Linked DNA regions of Homo sapiens: region 1 is linked to region 2. The links are chromatin loops, found by intact Hi-C in ENCODE. Cell type or tissue: HCT116. All regions are shown on one strand. Links, peaks and the distances in the headings refer to the core of each region. The heading gives the core; the rest is flanking DNA. Region 1 overlaps UNC93B1 (unc-93B1 regulator of TLR signaling). Region 2 overlaps LOC112268076 (translation initiation factor IF-2-like).

Region 1 (10,259 bases), core at 2,260-10,259, 130 kb after region 2:
TTTGTATTTTTAGTGGAGACGGGGTTTCACCATGTTGGCCAGGCTGGTCTCGAACTCCTGACCTCAGGTGATTCACCTGCCTCAGCCTCCTGAAGTGCTGGGATTACAGGCGTGAGCCACCACTCCCGGCCCAAAGCAACTTTTTAGTGTTAATTTCTCAACTCTGGCATTCCTAGACCACACAGGTGGCATGACTTTATTGTAGGAGTTCCACATTTACATAAGAGAGGCCTGAAAACGCAACGATCTCATGGGAAACTTGTTCACCACCTAAAGCTCAAAATTTCTCACCTCTCTCTGTTCCCCTGGGTGGAAATGTTTCTGTCCCTTTCTCTAAAGGTGTTGCATTTCTGTGGCCCCAACTTCATCATGCTTGACTGTAACCCTAACCCCCTGCCTTGTAAGGGATACCAACGCTCAACCCAGCCCTGCCCTCAGGCAGTTGCAGCACCAGCTCCTCTGTCCCCACCTTGGTTCTCACTCTCCTCTTCACTTCTGGCCTTAGGGGACTTAACTTATTTTCTGAAGAACTCAGCTATATATTTATTTTATTTTATTTATATATTTTTTGAGATGGAGTTTCACTCTTTTGCCCAGGCTAGAGTGTAATGGCGTGATCTTGGCTCACTGCAACTTCTGCCTTCCGGGTTTAAGCGATTCTCCTGCTTCAGCCTCCTAAGTAGCTGAGATTACAAGCGCCTGCCACCACTCCTGGCTGATTTTTGTATTTTTAGTAGAGATGGGGTTTCACCATTGGCCAGGCTGGTCTTGAACTCCTGGCCTCAGGTGATCCGCCTGCCTCAGCCTCCCAAAGTGCTGGAATTACAGGCGTGAGCCACCACGCCCGGCCTCAGCTCTATAGTTAAAAGGACATTTGTTTCTTACCCAGCATTTCTAGGTGTTTTGAAGAGGGAGACTTCTCAGGTTATCTAACCTGCTACTGAGAACTTAAAGATAGGGAAAATCTTGGACTGGAGATTCTTGGAATCACATAATTGAAAAATCCCAGCTGGGCGTGATGGCTCACGTCTATAATCCCAGCACTTTGGGATGCCGAGGCAGGTGGATCACCTGAGGTCAGGAGTTTGAGACCAGGTTGGCCAACATGGTGAAACTTCGTCTCTACTAAAAATACAAAAAAAAAATTGCCTGGCTTGGTGGTGGGCGCCTGTAATCCCCGCTACTCGGGAAGCTGAGGTAGGAGAATCGCTGGAACCCAGGAGATGGAGGTTGCAGTGAGCTGAGATCATGCCATTGCACTCCAGCCTGGGCAACAAGAGTGAAACTCCGTTGCAAAAAAAAAAAAAAAAAGAAAAGAAAAGAAAAGAGAAAGAAAAAGAAAAATCCCCACAGTGCAGATCGACAAAATCACAGAGTTGCTTTGGGAGCGAGGGTGGCAATCAGACACGGAGGCCATGACACAACCTGCTTATCCACTCAGGGGTCCAGAACCTCCACCCAGTCACCTTATCCGGGGGTGATGGAGACAGGGGAGGTGCCACCTACGCCAGTGTCATCTCTTACAATGAGCTCTTCTCCTGCTCGAAAAGAGCCAGCCTGCTGAGCTTGCTGCCAGGGCCCGTCGCACTGCCTGCGCTGTGTTGCCCGTCGCACAGCCTGTGATATGTGTTTCCCATCATGTGTGCATGTGTGTTGTCATGTAGTGTCTGTCACAGGTGTTACCCGTCACGTGTGTTTGCATGTTGCATGTGTGTGGCCTATCAGGTGTAAATATGTGTTGTCTGGCACATGTCAGCATCTGGGCATTCTCCGTGTGCCAGGAGCAGCCAGGTGGCCTGTGAAGCCTTCTCATGGGAAATGCCCAGATAGGAAGAGCACAGCCAGGAGCCAAGCCCCTGAGTGGCCACTCCATGTGCCTGGATCACCTTCAAGTCTGCTCAACATCACAGCCTCTGTTCCTTGGCACCATGGACATTGGAATTGACTCGGAACTGGGAAGAGCTGTAGGCCCACTATCCAGGCACCTGCTCCCCGTTTGCCCAGCATCCCAGGGGCCCACACCCTTCCAAATATCACCTTGCCCTCCATTCAGAGGTGAATCATCTGAGCGTCAGGTTGCCCAACTCCGACTGGTTTTGCTGGAGCCTGCCTAGAGGATGTCGCCAGCCACCTCCAGAGAACACTCAGTCTACAGATGCCGAGGGGGAACTGGAAGCACACAGTGCTGGCCTTCACCCAGGTTATGGTGGCACCTCGGGACCGCTTCTGAGTCTGCTTGTCACTGAAGGTCGGCGTGAGGCAGGCAGCGTTCCCTCCCAGATTTAGAAAATGTCAAGTCTCCCGCCGCACCCTTTTGTGTTTCTTACAGGGCCTGGTGCGCTTGCTGCCGCCACACTAAGGGCTCCAACATGTTCCCTCACACACTCAACAGAGAAGGAACCTGTGGCTCAGATGGCAGACTCCCTGTCCAAGGCCACAGAGTCTGGCCCCAGGGACCACTAGAGGCTTCAAGAACCAAACTCACATGAGGGCAGAGAGGAGAGATGGGGCCAGTTTAGGGCTGGGAGAATCCATAGAGCGATGCTGAGGCAGGCATGGAGCCTGGAGGTACGGACGAGGGTCTCGCCAAAGTCAGGGGTAAAGAGGCTGTGGGGAGTGAGGAATGGTGTGGGCCAGCCCCGGGCCTGCTGGGGTGCAGCTGGGGGCTCCATGGCCCTCCCACGGCCCCCACTTGTCCTCACCCAACCGTTCAGAGCTCTTCATGGCGGGGGTGTCCTCTCCTCTGGCCACAAGAGGAGCGGGTGGAGGAACGGCACCTTCAGGCCTTGTAGGGGGTCTGCCCCTCCACCAGCCTGTTTCTCGTGGGCATCGCAGCTGAGGCTGTAGCCGGGAAAGGGTAGTCACCGAGCGTACCTGGCCTCCAACCACCACTTCCAAGGCCCCTACTGGGCACAGGGTGACCCCACCGTGGCTCGGAAGTGGACCCTGTCCGACGCGGGGGTGGTCGCTGGAGGGCGGAGGATGCCTACACAGGCCTCTGGAGGGTGTGTCTCGGGAGTCTGTCTCGCCCTCTGGACCCATGGGGGACCAGCAACGCCGTCACACCCTCCTCTGTCTCTGCCAGCCGCTCCGCCGCTCCCTTCTCCTGGCTGGGGCTGGCAAAGGCAGGCAGGTATGGGGGGGCGGGGCCTCAGGAGGGAGGAAGGGCTGGTGGGCGGGGCCTACGGACACCTCGCCCCGCCCCCAGTAGGGCGCGGCACTCCCCACACCACGCGGTCCCCCTAGGTCAGGGCCTGTCACCACTGCGCCCAGAGGCCGGGCCAGCCGTGCGTGCATCCCAGGGCATCCGTGCATCCGTCCCCCGCGGCCTGGGACTCCCCAGTCAGGACAGTACAAAATCTCTTTATTGCTCATTTTCTGTAAAAAATCGTGGCTCTCGGCGGACCCTGGGGATAGGAGGTGCAAAGTGCGCTCACACGCGGCCCGGGTCCGCGGCCGAGAGCTGTGGGGATCTGGAGCGGGCCGGGTCGCAAGAAGACCCTGACCGTGCTCCGGCGCTGGGGCGCGTGCTAAGGGCCCGCGGGGTTTCAGCTGTATTTTCGAACCCCTGTGCTTGGCCGAGGGGTTCCCAAGGCTCCACTCCGCCTTGGAGGGGGCTGCGGAAGCCCGGAGGTGACCTGGGCTCTGGGAGGGGCGTCCCCAACGTGGGGGAGGGGAGACAGGGGCCTTTGAAGACAGCGCGGGACTCGGAGGGGGTCCCCCCGACCTCAGACGTGGTAAACTGAGGCCGGCGAGGAGGGAGGCTGAGTCCGGGGACCAGGCGGCCCCTCACTGCTCCTCCGGCCCGTCTCCCCCCTGCGCCTGTTCGTACGGGCAGGGCCGGCGGCCGAGTCCAGCGGGCTCGGGGCCAGGCCTGGGCCCTGCGGGCGGCGCCTCCTCCTCCGCGCCGTCCCCATGCTCGCCCTCCGCGTCGCTCTCGTCCGAGTTGTCCTCCTCCAAGTAGCGGTAACCGCGCACCTTGTGCTGGGGCCGCGGGATGCGGGGCTGGCGCGGGGCCACGCCCCGGCGCAGCTTCTGCTCCATCCGCAGGTAGGAGACCGCGGCCGCCACCAGCGTCACCAGCAGCACCGCCAGCTTAGCCTGGGCGTAAGGAGAGGGATGCCAGGGACCCGCGGCCGCCTCGCCCCGCACCTTCCCCGCCTATGCCCCTCGCTGAGATAGGCCCTTCCCTCCTCCGGGAGCCTCCCGGGCCACGCGGCCCTCAACTTCTCCAGCCCCTCCACCCATGCTTCCTGGACCGCCTCCTGCAGGCGAGGCTCACATCCAGCACTGTCCCTTACAGTCGCCACGCCCCTGGCGACCTCAGTGTCCCACACTGTAAGGGGACAATGCAAATCCCTTTGCCTCATAGGGTGCATGCGCCAGTGTTGATAAAGTGCTGGCCACAGGCCCTGCCTTCCCAGGGCTCACAACACTGTGTCCCTGACACACCCGTGGGCTGTAGTGATGCTTTTCATGGGGTTTTGACTATAACCCGCAGTCAGGAATGATTTCACACCATAGCCCAGTACATACACACATATCTGTATGCATACTTCCTGCTCTTTTCTTTTTTCCAGACACGGTCGCTCCGTTTCCCCACCGCGCCCCCTCCCTCCCTTCCCCCACCCACTGCTGGAGCGCAGTGGCACGCTCACTTCAGCCTCAATCTTCCAGGCTCAAGCCATCCTCCCACTTCAGTCTCCCAAGTAGCTGGAACTACAGGCACACGCCACTACGCCCAGCTATTTTTTAAATTTTTTGTAGAGACAGGGTCTCCTATGTTGCCCAGGCTGGTCTTGAACTCCTGGCCTCAAGCAATCCTCCTGCCTCAGCCTCCCAAAGTGTTGGGATTACAGGCGTGAGCCACCATGCCCAGCCCACTCACTGCTTTTCTTTTTTTTTTTTCCTTTTTTTTTTTTTTGGAAGACAGAGTCTCGCTCTGTCCTCCAGGCTGAAGTGCGGTGGCGCGATCTTGGCTCACTGCAACCTCCATCTCCCAGGTTCAAGCCATTCTTGTGCCTCAGCCTCCAGAGTAGCTGGGATCACAGGGACGTGCCACCATGCCCAGCTAATTTTTGTGTTTTTAGTAGAGACAGAGTTTCACAGCCTGTTACCCAGGCTGGTCTCGAACTCCAGATCTCAGAACCCCCACCTCAGCGTCTCAAAATGCTGGGATTACAGGCGTGAGCCACTACTGCCAGCCCACTCCCTGCTATTTTTAGTTCTATTTTTATTTTTATTTTGAGACGGAGTTTCGCTCTTGTTGCTTAGGCTGGATGGAGTGCCAACGCCCCGTCTCGGCTAACTGCAACCTCCGCCTCCCAGTTCAAGTGATTCTCCTGCCTCAGCCTCCTGAGTAGCTGTGATTACAGGCACCTGCCACCACGCCCGGCTAATTTTTGTATTTTTAGTAGAGACGAGGTTTCACCATGTCGGTCAGGCTGGTCTCAAACTCCCTACCTCAGGCAATCCACTCGCCTCGGCCTCCCAAAGTGCTGGGATTACAGGCGTGAGCCACCGCGCCCGGCCTTTAGTTCTATTTTTAAAAAATGTTTAGCAACTGGGACTTGCTAGACCGAGCCACCATTTTTTGTGAGCAGAGCATGAGGAGCCTGCTCCCCTTCAGGCCATGAAGAGAGACAGACCCAACATCTGGAGAACAAGGTACCAAACAGCCCACAGGATGGCTGTGATGCACCCACAAATCCCCTCAGAGATGGGCAAACTGAGACTGGCTGGAGGTGGGCCAGTAAGTGGGGTGCTGAGTTGGGGGCCACCCAGTGGGCTGCAGGAATGGGGCCTTGGCCCAGAGACTGGCTTGGGAAGGGGTGGCATTTAGGAAGCTGTGAAGCCAGGGCAGGGGCTAAGGAAGTACCTGTCATTGGGCATGGGGCCCCCAACCCTGCCCAGTCTCACCTTCATGTGCAGGCTCGAGCCCAGGTACACGGTGAAGATGGCCACAGCCTGCCACCAGTGGTAGATGGTGAAGATGAAGTCCTGTCTCTCCTTGTCTTCGTACAAGATTCCCAGGAGTGCTGCAGGCAGGCAGTACAGGGCAGGCAGGGGAGAGGTGTCACCTGGGGCCTGGGGCTACCGAGCTACCATCTACGAACTTTACTAAGCCCTGTATGGGTCCCAGCCCCGGACCAGAGAGCGCCTAGAAAGTGCTGTGAGGCGGTCCTGGCCTGCCCCCTGGTGGAGACCCTGGTCACCACACTGCTCACACGCTAAGCAGAAGTAGGAGCAGGTGCCTCGGGCTGTGTGGATGCAGGTGTTCCCGCTCCGCACCACATGCGTGGCCTCAAAAGAAGAAAGCTCTGTGCTTAGTCATGTCCTGTCCCCAACCCAGGTGTGCAGTGCCAAGCTTGCAGGCGCTGTTTCTCCTCCTCAGCCAGGACTAGAGAGATCGAACTGTTTGCAGCTGCCAACTCTGCAAATCAAACCTGAAGCTAAGCATGGAGAGGGGGGATTCCTTTCCAGTGAGTCCTCCCAGGGTGGGCAACAAGAGTAATGGATTGGGAGTCAGAAGATGCACGCTCGTTCTCAGGGCTGTAATGTTGGCTCTGTGGGTGATTTGGGTACTTAACTCCCCAGAGCTGCTTTTCCCAATGGTGAGATGAGCTTATGCCTATTGTGTGCTGTGTTCTGAAGTTCTAAAGTGAGAAAGTGGGCATGGCACCTGCCAAATCATAGGGGCCACTATTAACACCTTCACCAGGCACTCAGGATATGAACACTCCTGTTTTGGGGCCCTGCAGGGTGACTTTACCCCCACAGTGCTGCTATGAAGAGACAAGGACCCCCCGGGGTTCACCGGAGGAGATGGGATATGGAGCTGGGCAGAGGGGATGCCAGGACCAGACAGGGCACAACATGGGTTCAAGATACCCAGGCTGGACTCTGCCCAGAATTGGCTATCCTTGGGCAAAACGGCCAAGAGACTGTGGTGCAGTATGAGGCTCCAGCCCCTGCTACAGACAGAGACACAGAGCCAGCCTCCGCCCTGCCAGCAGCAGGCATGACCTCGGCTACTCCACACCCCCAAGGATGACGTTCAAAACTGTTCACAGCTTCGGCCCATCAGAACAGACACTGACATGGATGCCCGGCAGGACTGCCCATGTGTGCTAGCTGTGTTTCACTGCGTGTGCCCATCTGTGGTCAGGGAGCATCCTGGAGCTGAACATGGGCCCACCCGCTGCCTTCTGCAAACAGGGCCCTGTTCCCCAGCAGCCCAGACCTGGGGCCTGGACTCTGGTACTGAGCAGACTGGGTTGGGGCTGCAGGCCTGCTCCTCTCTATACAAAGGCCCATGTCTGTATCTATGCCATGGGTGTACAACAGGCCACTTGCTCCTACCACATGCTCCGTGAAGCAGAGACCAAAACATCTGCTCCAAGTGTCATGAAAACTATGCCAGGGTAAGCCCTGTCCCCTGGTATGAAAAGGGAGAATCCCTGATGTGTTTTTCACACTGTCCCTAAGGGGTGTCCACAGAGCCCCACACCTGCCCCATGTAGCCACGAGACTTCACACTGACCCTCCAGTGTTGATGGGGCCCTGTGCCCGCTCTGGGGTATTAACAGAATGTCCATGGCATGGAACCCCCATACCTGTCTCCAGGGTGTCCACACCCTACCCATCTGTCCCCAGTGTGTCCATAAGACTTCCCTTCCACCCCCGGAGTGTCCACAGGAAGCCCCACCTGCCTCTGCCATGTCCACAGGACCCTATGTGACCATGGGACCCCATATCTGTCCCTGGGATGTCTATGTCTCGCCAACCACCCACAGATAGCCATAAAGCCCCCTGCCCCGCCCCCCCCCCCCCAGTGCCCACAGCTATACTCACTGCTGAGTCCAGTCTTGTTCAGGGCACTGCCCACACCCCAAAGGGCAGCTGCCACATAGAGGATCCAGCTGTGTTGCAGGACCCGAGGCACAGGGGCCCAGAAAAAGAGGATGAAGGTGAGCAGCAGGTGCACCCCTGCTCCGGCCACCAGGGGCACCGGGCGTGGCAGCCACAGGCCCAGCAGGCCCAGGAGTGAGGCGGCTGAGGCGCCCAGGCTGTAAGCCACGAGGAGGTAAGCCAGCCGCTCCAGCCCCACCGAGCACACGCCATAGCCCTGCGGGGGGACAAGGGGTGAGTGTTGAAGTCTGGAACAGCCCAGACCACAGTCTCAGCCCTCCCCGCATCGCGGGGGTGCCTCACCCCCCTGCGATGGGGGTCCTAAGAGCCAGGGGGGAAGAGGGTCTGGCTCTTACTCCCCGCATCGTGGGGGGTGCCTCACCCCCCTGCGATGGGGGTCCTAAGAGTCGGGGGGAAAAGAGGGGTTGGCTCTTACTCCCCGCATCGCGGGGGGGTGCCTTACCCCCCTGCGATGGGGGTCCTAAGAGCCAGGGTGGGGAGAGGGGCCCCCCGCGATACGGGGAGTAAGAGCCAGGTGGGGAGAAGGGCTGGCTCTTACTCCCCACAAGAGGTGTTCCTTAGGCCACACCCTGCCCTCCCTGGACTGCCTGACCTCGCTCCAAGGCTCAGGGGAAGGTTCTGAGGGCAGGTGTGAAAATGCTTGGAATGTCCCTAGACACCGTGGGCTGTACCCCACAAGGAACTAAACACTCTGTGGGTGCTATCCCATTTCGATTCAGAGAAGTTAAAATAACTTGCCCAAGGTAAAGGGGGGACGGGGGTAAGAGAGGGAAGAGAAAGCAGGAGGGGGATATTTGGGATATACATGTACACACTTACATATGTAATTAAAAATTATTCTTTGTTTACTTGAATTCAAATTTACCTGGCTATCTTGTCTTTTGTCGGGCAATCCTTTGCAGGCTGTACTTACCAAGGCGATACCAGTGCAGGCAAAGAGCACCTCGAAGCCGCTGTAGATAAAGAAAGGCACGAGGTGGCGCAGGCGGTAGTCACGCACGTGCTTGAAGGGCAGCTGGAAGATGTTGCCCCAGCCCACGCTGCGCAGATCGATCTCCTCCGTGGGCCGGTAAGCGGCTCCGCACAAACCCAGCACCTGCGAACCCATTACTTGAAGGGGCGGCCAGCCAGGCCCAGGCCTGGCCTCCAGGCTTCAGCCCCGCCCTTCAGATGCACCACGTGCCTGGGCCTTGCCCCAGCTCGGCCCCGCCTCCCAAACCAGGGCCCCGCCCCTGAGACACTCCCACAGACCCAGGTCTTGCCTTATCCCAGCTCAAGGCCCCGCCTCTCAGCACAAAGCCACGCCACCACACTCCGAAAGACGGTGGTCTTGCCTCCCAGCCCAAGGCCCCATCCCCTCTCTCTCACATACACACACTTCACAACTCACATTCAGACAAATCCATAGACTTCAACCTTCCTTCTCAGCCCCGCGCCAGACCTCAGCCCCGCCTTCCAGGCTAGTCCCCGCCCCTCGGACACACCCACAGACTTCGGCCCCGCGTCCCAGCACTAGGCCCCGCCTGACACAGCCACGGACTGGGCCTTGCCTCCCAGCTCCATCGCCAGGCTGCAGCATGCCAACGCCTTAGTTCTGCCGTCCAGTATCACTTCCAGTTTGAGCCACACCTTCCAGCCCTCACCCTTGGTCCTGTCCCCAACCCCCTCACAGGTCTCAGTCAGTCTTCTAAGATCTTGTCTCCAGCTCGAAACTGTGGACCAAGCCTGTTCCCTCCTTCCCCTGGCCTCTGGATGCCCACGCCTGCCTCGGACCACAGGCCTCAGCCCCGCCTCCGAGCCTCATGCCCGCTCTGCAGCACTCGGCCCTAGCTCCCCAACTCAGATCGCGCTCCCAGGCCTACGGCCTGCCCCGAGGCCACAACCCGACCCAGGCCATGCCATCCGATCCAGACCCTTTCTCGCAGACTCGGTCCCCAGAACCACACTCTGCTTCACTGACTGTCCTGCCCCCATCCCGGGCCGCACCAGCAGCATGGCCAGGAAGGCCACTGCCATGAGCACGCTCTCCACCACAATGAGGTTTCCGCTCCGCGGGAGCGTCCGCAGAACCGTCTTGTTGAAGCCGCTGAGGATCCCGTGGCTGTTGGTGCCTGGGAAGGGTGGGGGTGAGGGCACCGTGAGCAGAGAGTAGGGCACACAGTCAATCCAGCCACCAGGGTGGAGCCACGCAGGCCGCGGAGGAGCGGTGGAGGGCGGGAGAGTGAGAGCAAGGGCAGAGTTCCTTCAGAGAGCAGTTTGGAGGTTTGGACCACTGGGGCTGGGTTTGGACCACTGGGGCTGGGTGTTCCCCGGGAAAGGGGCATCTT
Region 2 (10,370 bases), core at 1,487-9,486:
GTGGAGGAGCAGAGGCTGAGGAAGAATTGGGACCTAGCTCAGCCTGGCAAGAAGGGGAGAGGTCAGATGGGTCTGTAGAAAAGGAAGATTAGAAAGACTCAGAGACACTTGGGGTTGGGACTGAGGGGAGAGGTGGGAGGGAAAGAAAGAAGATTTGGGATGAGTTGCTTTGGGAACAGAGACTAGGGAGGGACCGATGTGTAAAAGAATGCCTGGACGTGAGGCGCCTCAGACCATTTGCCCATTTATGACAAGAATTATCTAGATCTTGTAGGATGGAAAAATTGAAAGTGCCATTTTCTGGCTATTTGGAACCACTGTTGAGTTTGTATTGGGGTCAAGCGGCATTGTAGAAGAAAATAAGGCATTTAGGTTTTAGGTCAGGTGTGAGTTGAAGAGGTTTTAGGTTTTGAAGAACACAGGCTAATGGAGAAGAAAGGGGAATGGAGAGTGGAAGCTTGCCCATAGTGAAGGAGGCAAGCCTAGAGAAAAGAGAGAGTAGAGACACAAAGAGAAGGGGTGGGGTGGTCTTGCCTTCCAGAAAAGCAGGAAATGGGTTGGGGCACAGAAATAAAGGGTTGGGGTGCAGAGATAGGAGGTCAGGTTGTGGAAATAAGGGATCAGGGCACAGAGATAAGAGGGCGGGGCATGGAAATAAGGGATCGGGGTGCAGAGATAAGAGGGTGGGTTTCCTGTGCCTCCCCCAGAAAAGCAGGACTTGCTGCTAAGGGTGAAGGACCAAGGCAGGTGTCCCTGCGTGGTATGACACCTCTGAAACCTGGGTGAATAATCAGAGAGGCGTCCCTGCAATGATTAAACACCAAGGGAAGGCTGCCTTCCCTAGTCCGCGACCGGCACCGGAGTTTTGGGTCCACAGATAAAACGTGTCTCCTTGGTCTCTACCGGAAAATGAAAGGAATTGAAATTAAGAGAAGGGAGAAATTGAAGTGTGGTGCCAAGATTGAAAGGAGAAAGAGGTTGAAGGATAGTGAGGGAAGTTGGAGAAGAGAGTAAAAAGAAGCTGCTTCCCAGATTTGAAATTGGTGAGATGTTTCTTGGGCTGGTCAGTCTGAGGACCTGAGGTCGTAGGTGGATCTTTCTCACAGAGCAAAGAGCAGGAGGACAGGGGATTGATCTCCCAAGGGAGGTCCCCCAATCCGAGTCACAGCACCAAATTTCACATGCATCCATGTGAAGAGACCACCAAACAGGCTTTGTGTGAGCAATAAAGCTGTTTATTTCACCTGGGTTCAGGTGGGCTGAGTCCAAAAAGAGAGTCAGTGAAGGGAGATGGGGTGGGGCCATTTTATAGGATTTGGGTAGGTAAAGGAAAAAGGGGGGTTGTTCTCTGGCAGGCAGGAGTGGGGGTCACAAGGTGCTCAGTAGGGGAGCTTTTGAGCCAGGATGAGCAAGGAGAAGGAATTTCACAAGATAATGTCATCAGTTAAGGCAGGAACCGGCCATCTGGATGTGTACATGAAGGTCACAGGGGATATGATGGCTTAGCTTGGGCTCAGAGGCCTGACACTCTTCCTCCACAGGAGGAGACCCAGACAGAAGAGGAGGAGGCAAGGTGATCACAGAGGCAGAGATTGGATCATGCAGCCACAAGTTGAGGAATTCTAGTAGCCTCTATAAGCTGGAAGATGCAAGGAATGGATTCTCCCCTAGAACCTCTGAAAGGAGCATGCTCCTGCTAACCTTTGATTGATTTTGGACTTCTGGCCTCCAGACAATTTTTTTTTTTTTTTTTTTTTTTAGACAGAGGCTTGCTTTGTTGCCCAGTCTGGAGTGCAGTGGCATGATCTCGGTTCACTGCAACCTCCACCTCCTGGGCTCAAGCCATTCTCTTGCTTCAGCCTCCCAAGAAGTGGGGACTACAGGTGCCTGCCACCATGCATGGCTAATTTTTGCATTTTTAGTAGAGACGAGGTTTTGCCATATTGGCCAGGCTGGTCTCGAATTCCTGACCTCAAGTCATCCACCCACCTCGGCCTCCCAAAGTGCTGAGATTATTTAGGTGTGAGCCACAGCACCCAGCCCAGACATTGTTTGAAGCCACCCATTTCATGGTTCTTTGCTGCAGTGGTTGTGGAATATGAATGCACTCATGCTGTTGGTTAGACTTTGCTGACCTTGTGTCTGTTATTCCCTGGCAGTTCTACAAGGCCTGGAGCTGATACGAAAAACCTCCCTTCTTTCCCAAATGGTCCCCAGCTTCCCCGTTCACTGAAGACCCTGCAGTCAGGAACAGTCAGGACTTTGCACCCAGTTGTTGTGCGTGTTTGGCCGACCCTTCCTCTTGTGTGATTCGTGGACCCTTAGCATTGCATTACCAGGGAGCTTTTGGAATTGAAGACTCTCAGGGCTCACCCGGAAGGACCTCCTGGGCCAGAATCTGCATTTTAACAAGATGCCCAGGTGATTTGCATACACGTCCAGATCTGAGAAGCGCTAGTAGGAGAGGCTTTAAGGTGGTAATTAGATCTTTTCTCCACCTGCAAGAATCTTAGTTTCTTCATGTTAAATCTATTAACTGTGGCAATGTCATGGGTGTTATAAAACAAAACAAAATCCTTACATCAAGAATGCACCCTGGTGTGTTATGGATATGGGTGAAATGAAATGTCTGGAATTTGCTTTAAAATGTCCTAAAATAGCAAGAAGGAAAAGAAAAGTGGGAACTGGAATGAGATTGGAGAAATGTTGACAAGTTCTTCCAGTGGGATGATGGATGCATGGGGGTTCATGGTATAATTCTCTCCCTGCTTTTTGTGTATATGGGAAATTTCCATAATGAAACGTTAGAGGTTGGGCACGGTGGCTCATGCCTGTAATCTCAGCATTTTGGGAGGCTGAGGTGGGTAGACTGCTTGAACCTAGGAGTTCAAGACCATCCTGGACAACATGGTGAAACCCCATCTCTACTAAAAATGCAAAAATTAGGCATGGTGACAACATGCCTGTAGTCATGTTGAGGCACAAGGTTGAGACATGAGAATCACTTGAACCCAGGAGGCGGAGGTTGCAGTGAGCCAAGATCGCACCATTTCACTCCAGCCTGGGTGACAGAGTGAGACTTGGTCTCAAAAAAAATTTTAATTTTCTATTTTTTTTGAGATGGGGTCTTGCCCTTTTGCCCAGGCTGGAGGGTAGTGGTGTGATCTTGGCTCACTGCAAGCTCCACCTCCCGAGGTCACTCCATTCTTCTGCCTCAGCCTCCAGAGTAGCTGGGACTATAGGCACCCAGCACCATGTCCGGCTAATTGTTTGTATTTTTAGTAGAGATGGGGTTTCACCGTGTTAGCCAGGATGGTCTCCATCTCCTCACCTCGTGATCTGCCCACCTTGGCCTCCCAAAGTGCTGGGATTACAGGAATGAGCCATCTTGCCCGGCCTTAATTTTGTTTAATTTTTTTCTTTTTTGAGACAGGATCTGTAGCCCAGGCTGGAGTGCAGTGGTGCGATCCCTGCTCACTGCAGCCTCTACCTCCTGGGTTCAAGCGATCCTCCCACCTCAGCCTCCCGAGTAGCTGAGACCACAGGCATGTATCACCACACCTGGCTAATTTTTTCCCTTTTTCTAGAGGCAAGGTCTTGCTGTTTTGCCCAGGCTGGTCTTGAACTCCTGAGTTCAAGCAATTTTCCCATCTCAGCCTGGGAGTAATCCCAAAGTGCTGGGATTACAGGTGCGAGTCACTCTACCCAGCCTCAACTGTTTTTCATGACTCCACTTTTTCTCCCCTCTTGAAAATGAGTAGTCTTTGAGGGAATGTCTTTTTTGTCTCAATCTCTGGTTTCTTTGCTCAGTGCACCTGTGTTTGGGGTTTTGTTGCTCTCCAGGCCTTTTTCAGCAGTGTTGACCCTGGAGAGCAGGATGGGAGCTGATGGCTCCTCAGCATCTTTTAACTCAGTTTAAAGATGACTATCAACAACATCTAGTCAGCATCTGTTGCTCTCAGCAGCTGGGACTTCATTTCTTTTCTCTTTCTCCACCTCTCTAACCTCTTTAAGACTCTGTCTTTGTCATGGGTACAGCATCACCTGTGTGGCCCTTAGGCTCTCTTACTTACATGTGATCTGCGTATTATGTCTTTACTTCAGGGTTTCTCAACCAGGGGGTGATTTTGCCCCCCAGAGAACATGTGGCCATGTCTGGAGACAATTTTGGTTGTTGCAGCTGGAGGAGGTGGTGCTACTGGCAGCTAATGGGTAGAGGCCAGTGATGCTGCTAAACATCCTACAATTCCGCGGACAACTCCCACTAAGACAAAATAATGATCCAGCCCCAAAGGTCAATAGTGCTGAAAGTGAGAGACCCTGATTCCATCTTAGAGATCATCCAAGCACACTTGGCCAAATTGTTTTTGCTACTGTCCCATGAAGAAAAGGCAGACTCATGACTGATGGCAACATCGATGGGAATTTTGTTTACCTCTTCTTTGTGGACCTTGGGATACGATGACTTACCATTTGTGCAAGTTGTGCATTGCATACCTCCAGGGGGCGCCACCCACATATTTATGAAAATGCCACCCCAGAAATTGCACAGTACATAGTCTACATGGCAATAAGCAGTTGCTCTGGTTTTGGGGTTGCCCTGAGGTGCTCTGGAACTGGGAGGAACTTTATTTCTGGCCATTAGAGGCCCTGAGCATGACATTGAGTACCCTTTCAAGAAAGGAGAAATGTTGAACAGAGAGGACCTCATTTTTATAACTCTTGACCATCATCTAGTTACGGAGCATCCACTTTTCACCCCTGGGCCATATCCATTTGACGGATGAAAAATCATCAAATTATAATATCATGGCTTATACTTTTGATAGCTTCTGCCTGGAACATGGCGGTAACAACTTCTCATTTTCAATTGATTCACTGGGGGGAGAAAATATACACGGCTGCCCTAAGACTTTCTATTACATACCATTTGTTTGACGGAATTTCTTTAGTTTCTGTAGCATAACTTATTCTAACTGGTCCTCAATCACTTTGCAATAAAACCTGAGATTGTGAAGATGTTCATTGTCATTACCAGTGACGGAGCAGTAAGTACAGAGTTCTGGAGAGGGAAGGAACCGAGAGATTTAAACTAGCAGAATGAGCCGCTCACCCTCAGAGTTGCTTTTAATCTTGGCGAGAACTGAGGGGAATTTTGACAGGGTTCAGGGGGACTGCGGGGAGTGGGGCTGGGAAGTGGCTATTTGCACGTGTGGTCAGCAAATCCAGTGAGGGGGTCCATGTACTGTGGGCAGCCCCGCAGATGGAGTTGGGATTGCCCTAGACTGAGTACTGGGTCATCAGTACTCAAGACATCGAGGCCCAGGCTGGTGCAGGAGATACATTGCACTGCTTCAGCCTTTCTTCTATCGCTCCTCTCCAATGACAGTCCCCGATTTTCCACCGAGGAGTCACTAGTTCCCCACGACATGTGTGCGACTGGCCATTCCCCACCTTGATCTGGAGCTGGGGCATGTGGTCCCAGCCTGGATGTCAGTATCCTTCCACCACCCTGGCCACAGTGATTGGGTCTGAGAAGCAGATTAGCCAAAGGAGAAACAGTCTTGGAAATTTCATGTTCATGCTTAAGAAAGTAAAATGGAAAGCGGGGGGAGGGTCAGGGGTCATTCTGATGATATAGTTTTAGGACCTGGATGTAGCCACACCTGTAGCTGTCAACTCTGTGCCATAATACTGCTTTTTTTTTTTTTTCCTTCAAATTTAAATACTTTCTAAAGGCAAGGTCTTGCTATGTTGCTTAGGCTGGTTTTGAAAAGTCCCTTTTGGGGGGATGCTTTCACTGCTTCACTTCCTTTCTATGACAGCTCAGGGAATCAGAAGACAAGGGAGATGATTTTTTTTTTTTTTTTTTTTTTTTTGAGACAGGGCTTGCTCTGTTGCCCAGGCTGGAGTGCAGTGGTGCAATCACAGCTCGCCACAGCCTTGATCTTCTGGACTCAAGCGACCCTCCTGCTTCAGCCTCCTGAGTAGCTGGGACTGTAGGTGGGTACCAACATGCCCAGCTAATTAAATTTTTTTTTTTTTTTAGAAGTGAGATCTCACTATGTCACCCAGGCTGGCCTCAAACTCCTGGGCTCAAGTGATCGCCCTGCCTTAGCTTCCCAAACATACAGGTGTGAGCCCCCACACCAGTCAACGCTGTGGTTTTATGCACCTGGTGTCCCCCTATGCCCTGAGCAATGATCCTCCTGCTTCAACCTCCCAAAGTGCTGGGATAACAGATGTGAAGCAGCATGTGTGGCCCACATAGTATTGTTATGGGTTAAATTGAGTTCTCCTCAAAACATGTTGAAATCCTAAATTCTAACAGCTCAGAATGTGACCTTATTTAGAAATAGAGTTATTGCAGGCCAGGCGTGGTGGCTCATGCCTGCAATCCCAGCACTTTGGGAGGCCAAGGCGGGCGGATCACCTGAGGTCAGGAGTTTGAGACCAGCCTGACCAACATGGAGAAACCCCTTCTCTACTAAAAATTCAAAATTACCTGGGTGTGGTGGCACATACCTGTAATTCCAGCTACTCGGGAGGCTGAGGCAGGAGAATTGCTTGAACTCAGGAGACGGAGGTTGCATTGAGCTGAGATCGCGCTATTGCACTCCAGCCTGGGCAACAAGAGTGAAACTCCGTCTCAAAAAAAAGAAAGAAAGACAGAAAGAAAGAAAAGAAAGAAATAGGGTTATTGCAGATGCTATTGATTAGGATGAAGTCATCCTGGAGTAAGGAGGGCCTAAGTCAATGACTGGTGTCCTTATAAAAGAGGAGAGGACACGCCGAGTCACAGAGACACAGGGAAGAAGGCCATGGATTGGACGGAAGATTGGACTGATGCGTATGCAAACCAAGAAACACTGAAGACTGCCAGGAGACCACAGGAAGCTACGAAGAGGCAAGGCAGGACTCCCCGACAAGTGCAGGAGGGAGCGTGGCCCTGCTGGCACCTCCGTTTCAGACTGCTGGCTACCAGAGCCACAAGACAATCAATTTCTCTGGTTTCAAGTCACCCAGCTTTTGGTACTTGGTTGTGGCAGCCCTAGGGAATGAATATAAGCACTTTCTCTTTTTTTTTTTCTTTTTTTGAGATGGAGTCTCGCTCTGTTACCCAGGCTGGAGTGCAGTGGCGAGATCTCAGCTCACTGCAGGCTCCACCTCTTGGGTTCACGCCATTCTCCTGCCTCAGCCTCCTGAGTAGCTGGGACTACAGGCGCCCGCCACCACGCCCAGCTAATTTTTTGTATTTTTAATAGAGACAAGATTTCACCGTGTTAGCCAGGATGGTCTCCATCTCCTGACCTCATGATCCGCCTGCCTCAGCCTCCCAAAGTGCTGGGATTACAGGCATGAGCCACGACACCCGGCCGAATATAAGTACTTTTAAATTAACTTTCCTCTTCTCTCCATCTTCTTCTAAATCATCATTTTTGCCTAAGCAACAGCTAGGGTCTAATACAGATGTGATGACTCACTTCAAAGTGGGGGAAGCCCCCATGTGCACCCAAAGCTCCTGCTGCCTTGGCCATGGCTTCAGATACTGGACCATCATTGTGGAGGCTTGCTGGAGATCTGAGCCAGGACACCATTCTCTGTTGCCTTTAAACAAAGGCTGGTGCTCGCCCAGGCATGTAAGCTCCACCGAGGATCTATTTGGAGGACAGAATTCTGAGATGACCCCTTAGGTTCTTGCCCTGGATAAATGCCAGGTGTAATCTCCTCTCCCCTGGAGTGTAGGCAGGACCCGTGGCTTGCTTCTAATCTATATCTATGGAAAAGTTGAAGGGATTTTGCAGATGTAACTAAGCCCCTAATCCATTCACTTTGAGTTAATCAAAAGGGAGATTATTCAGGGTGGGCCTGACATCTTCAGGTGAGATCTTCAATGAAGGTCTGGAAGAGAGAGACTCCTTCCTCCTGGTTTTTGTTTTTTGTTTGTTTGTTTGTTTTTGACATGGAGTCTCACTCTGTTGCCCAGGCTGGAGTGCAGTGGCACGATCTCGGCTTACTGCAACCTCTGCCTCCTGGGTTCAAGTGATTCTACTGCCTCAGCCTCCCAAGTAGCTGGGATTACAGGTGTGCGCCATCATGCCCGGCTAAGTTATGTAGAGACGGGGTTTCACCATATTGGCCAGGCTGGTCTCGAACTCCTGACATCAGGTGATCCCCTGCCTCGGCCTCCGAAAGTGCTGGGATTACAGGCGTGAGCCACCATGCCTGGCTGGTTTTGAAGAAGCCAGCCACATGAGTTTCACAGTTGCATGGAAATAAATTCTGCCAACAACCATGTGAGGTTGGGAGAAGACCCCAAGCCTCATATGACACACTAATTCCAGCCGGCACCTTGATCACAACCTTGTAAGAACCTGAGCAGAGGACCCAGCTAAAGCTGCACCCCCAGACTCATGACCCACAGGAAAGGAGAGGTAATAGATGGATGTTTTAAGCTGCTAAATTTGTGTTGATTTGTTATGCAGCTTAGAAAATGAATACATCATTCCATTTTTAAAAAATCATAAGCTAATCACACCATTCGATTTCTTTCTTTTTTTTTTTTTTTTTTGAGACAGAGTCTACCCTATCACCCAGGCTGGAGTGCAATGGTGCAATCTTGGCTCACTGTAACCTCTGCCTCCCAGGTTCAAGTGATTCCCTTGCCTCAGCCCCCCAAGTAGCTGGGACTACAGGCAAGCACAACCACACCCAGCTAATTTTTATATTTTTAGTAGAGATGGAGTTTCACCATTTTGGCCAGGCTGGTCTCGAACTCCTGACCTCAAGTGACCTGCCTGCCTCAGCCTCCCAAAGTGCTGGGGTTACTGACATGAGCCACCGCACCCGGCCTGACACACCATTCAACTTTAAGGAACTTCCAGGTGCTGTGGTCACGCCCCTCTTGTGTGGCATGCAGGTGGGGAGAGATGGGTTGGAAGATGACTGGATGGGGGCATGGAGCTAGGTGGGAAGAGGAAAAGTGTCTTGAAGGAAGTAAGTCCCTTCAGATAAGGGAGGGAGAAGCTTGATCAATATGCAGACTTTCACAGTCCTTCAGTCCTGGGGATATTGGTGGAGAGACAGGTCTTGCCTTACATTTGAGAGTTACCATCCCAGGCAGAGGCCCTACTTCCACCTTCTTGCAGGTGGGGCTGGCGAGCAAATACTTAGAGGAGAAACGAACACCCTTTGTAAGAATGTGAAAAGTTTCTGGAGTGGAGAGATGATGAAGCAGGATATTTGGAGTCAACAGCCAAGGTTTTTATTTTATTTTTTATTTTTTATTATACTTTAAGTTTTAGGGTACATGTTCACAACGTGCAGGTTTGTTACATATGTATACATGTGCCATGTTGGTGTGCTGTACCCATTAACTCGTCATTTAACATTAGGTATATCTCTTAATGCTATTCCTCCCCCCTCCCCCAACCCCACAACAGACCCCAGTGTATGATGTTCCCCTTCCTGTGTCCATGTGTTCTCATTGTTTAATTCCTACCTATGAGTGAGAACATGCGGTGTTTGGTTTTTTGTTCTTGCAATAGTTTACTGAGAATGATGGTTTCCAGCTTCATCCATGTCCCTACAAAGGACGTAAACTCATCATTTTTTATGGTTGCATAGTATTCCATGGTGTATATGTGCCACATTTTCTTAATCCAGCCTATCGTTGTTGGACATTTGGCTTGGTTCCAAGCCTTTGCTATTGTGAATAGTGCCATTATAAACATACGTGTACATGTGTCTTTATAGCAGCATGATTTATAATCCTTTGGGTATATAGCCAGTAATGGGATGGCTGGGTCAAATGGTATTTCTAGTTCTAGATCCCTGAGGAATTGCCACACTGAATTCCACAATGGTTGAACTAGTTTACAGTCCCACCAACAGTGTAAAAATGTTCCTATTTCTCCACATCCTCTCCAGCACCTGTTTTTTCCTGATTTGTTAATGATCGCCATTCTAACTGGTGTGAGATGGTATCTCATTGTTGTTTTGACTTGCATTTCTCTGGCCAGGGATGATGAGCATTTTTTTCACGTGTCTCTTGGCTGCATAAATGTCTTCTTTTTAGAAGTGTCTGTTCATATCCTTTGCCCACTTTTTGATGGGATTGTTTGGTTTTTTCTTGTAAATTTATTGGAGCTCATTGTAGATTCTTGATATTAGCCCTTTGGCAGATGAGTAGATTGCAAAAATTTTCTCCCATTCTGTAGGTTGTCTGTTCACTCTGATGGTAGTTTCTTTTGCTGTGCAGAAGCTCTTGAGTTTAATTAGATCCCATTTGTTAATTTTGGCTTTTCTTGCCATTGCTTTTGGTGTTTTAGACTTGAAGTCCTTGCCCATGCCTATGTCCTGAATGGTAT

What was found. A loop is a pair of places that touch in the nucleus more often than their neighbours do. Peaks named below come from ENCODE experiments on the same cell type or tissue, not always from the same donor. Only the 100,000 strongest peaks of a DNase experiment are listed, where the experiment ranks them.
Region 1: a loop joins it to region 2, with 4 times the contacts of the local background. A loop is called at or near these places in 2 of 110 quality-filtered maps.

The regions. Positions count from the first base shown.
Region 1 is chr11:67,987,757-67,998,015 of GRCh38, forward strand. It overlaps UNC93B1 (unc-93B1 regulator of TLR signaling), which reads right to left. Exons shown (of 11, transcript NM_030930.4): 7 at 9,919-10,043; 8 at 8,846-9,028; 9 at 7,855-8,128; 10 at 5,920-6,038; 11 at 3,344-4,101. The coding sequence ends at 3,790. Among named protein-coding and RNA genes, the nearest start is that of UNC93B1, 11 kb to the right of the region's middle. RefSeq lists enhancers at 3,476-4,081, 9,189-9,863, 9,202-9,496, 9,864-10,259 and silencers at 6,159-6,258, 9,202-9,496. In HCT116, for the core only: CTCF peaks have their summits at 6,183 (motif pointing left) and 7,989; a DNase peak (open chromatin) is centred at 9,165; H3K4me3 peaks cover 527 bases; H3K27ac peaks cover 1,846 bases.
Region 2 is chr11:67,855,435-67,865,804 of GRCh38, forward strand. All of the region lies in intron 3 of LOC112268076 (translation initiation factor IF-2-like), which reads right to left. It also overlaps the pseudogene ENPP7P7. Among named protein-coding and RNA genes, the nearest start is that of LINC02754, 24 kb to the right of the region's middle. RefSeq lists an enhancer at 1,167-1,839. In HCT116, for the core only: CTCF peaks have their summits at 4,305 and 4,564; a DNase peak (open chromatin) is centred at 4,566.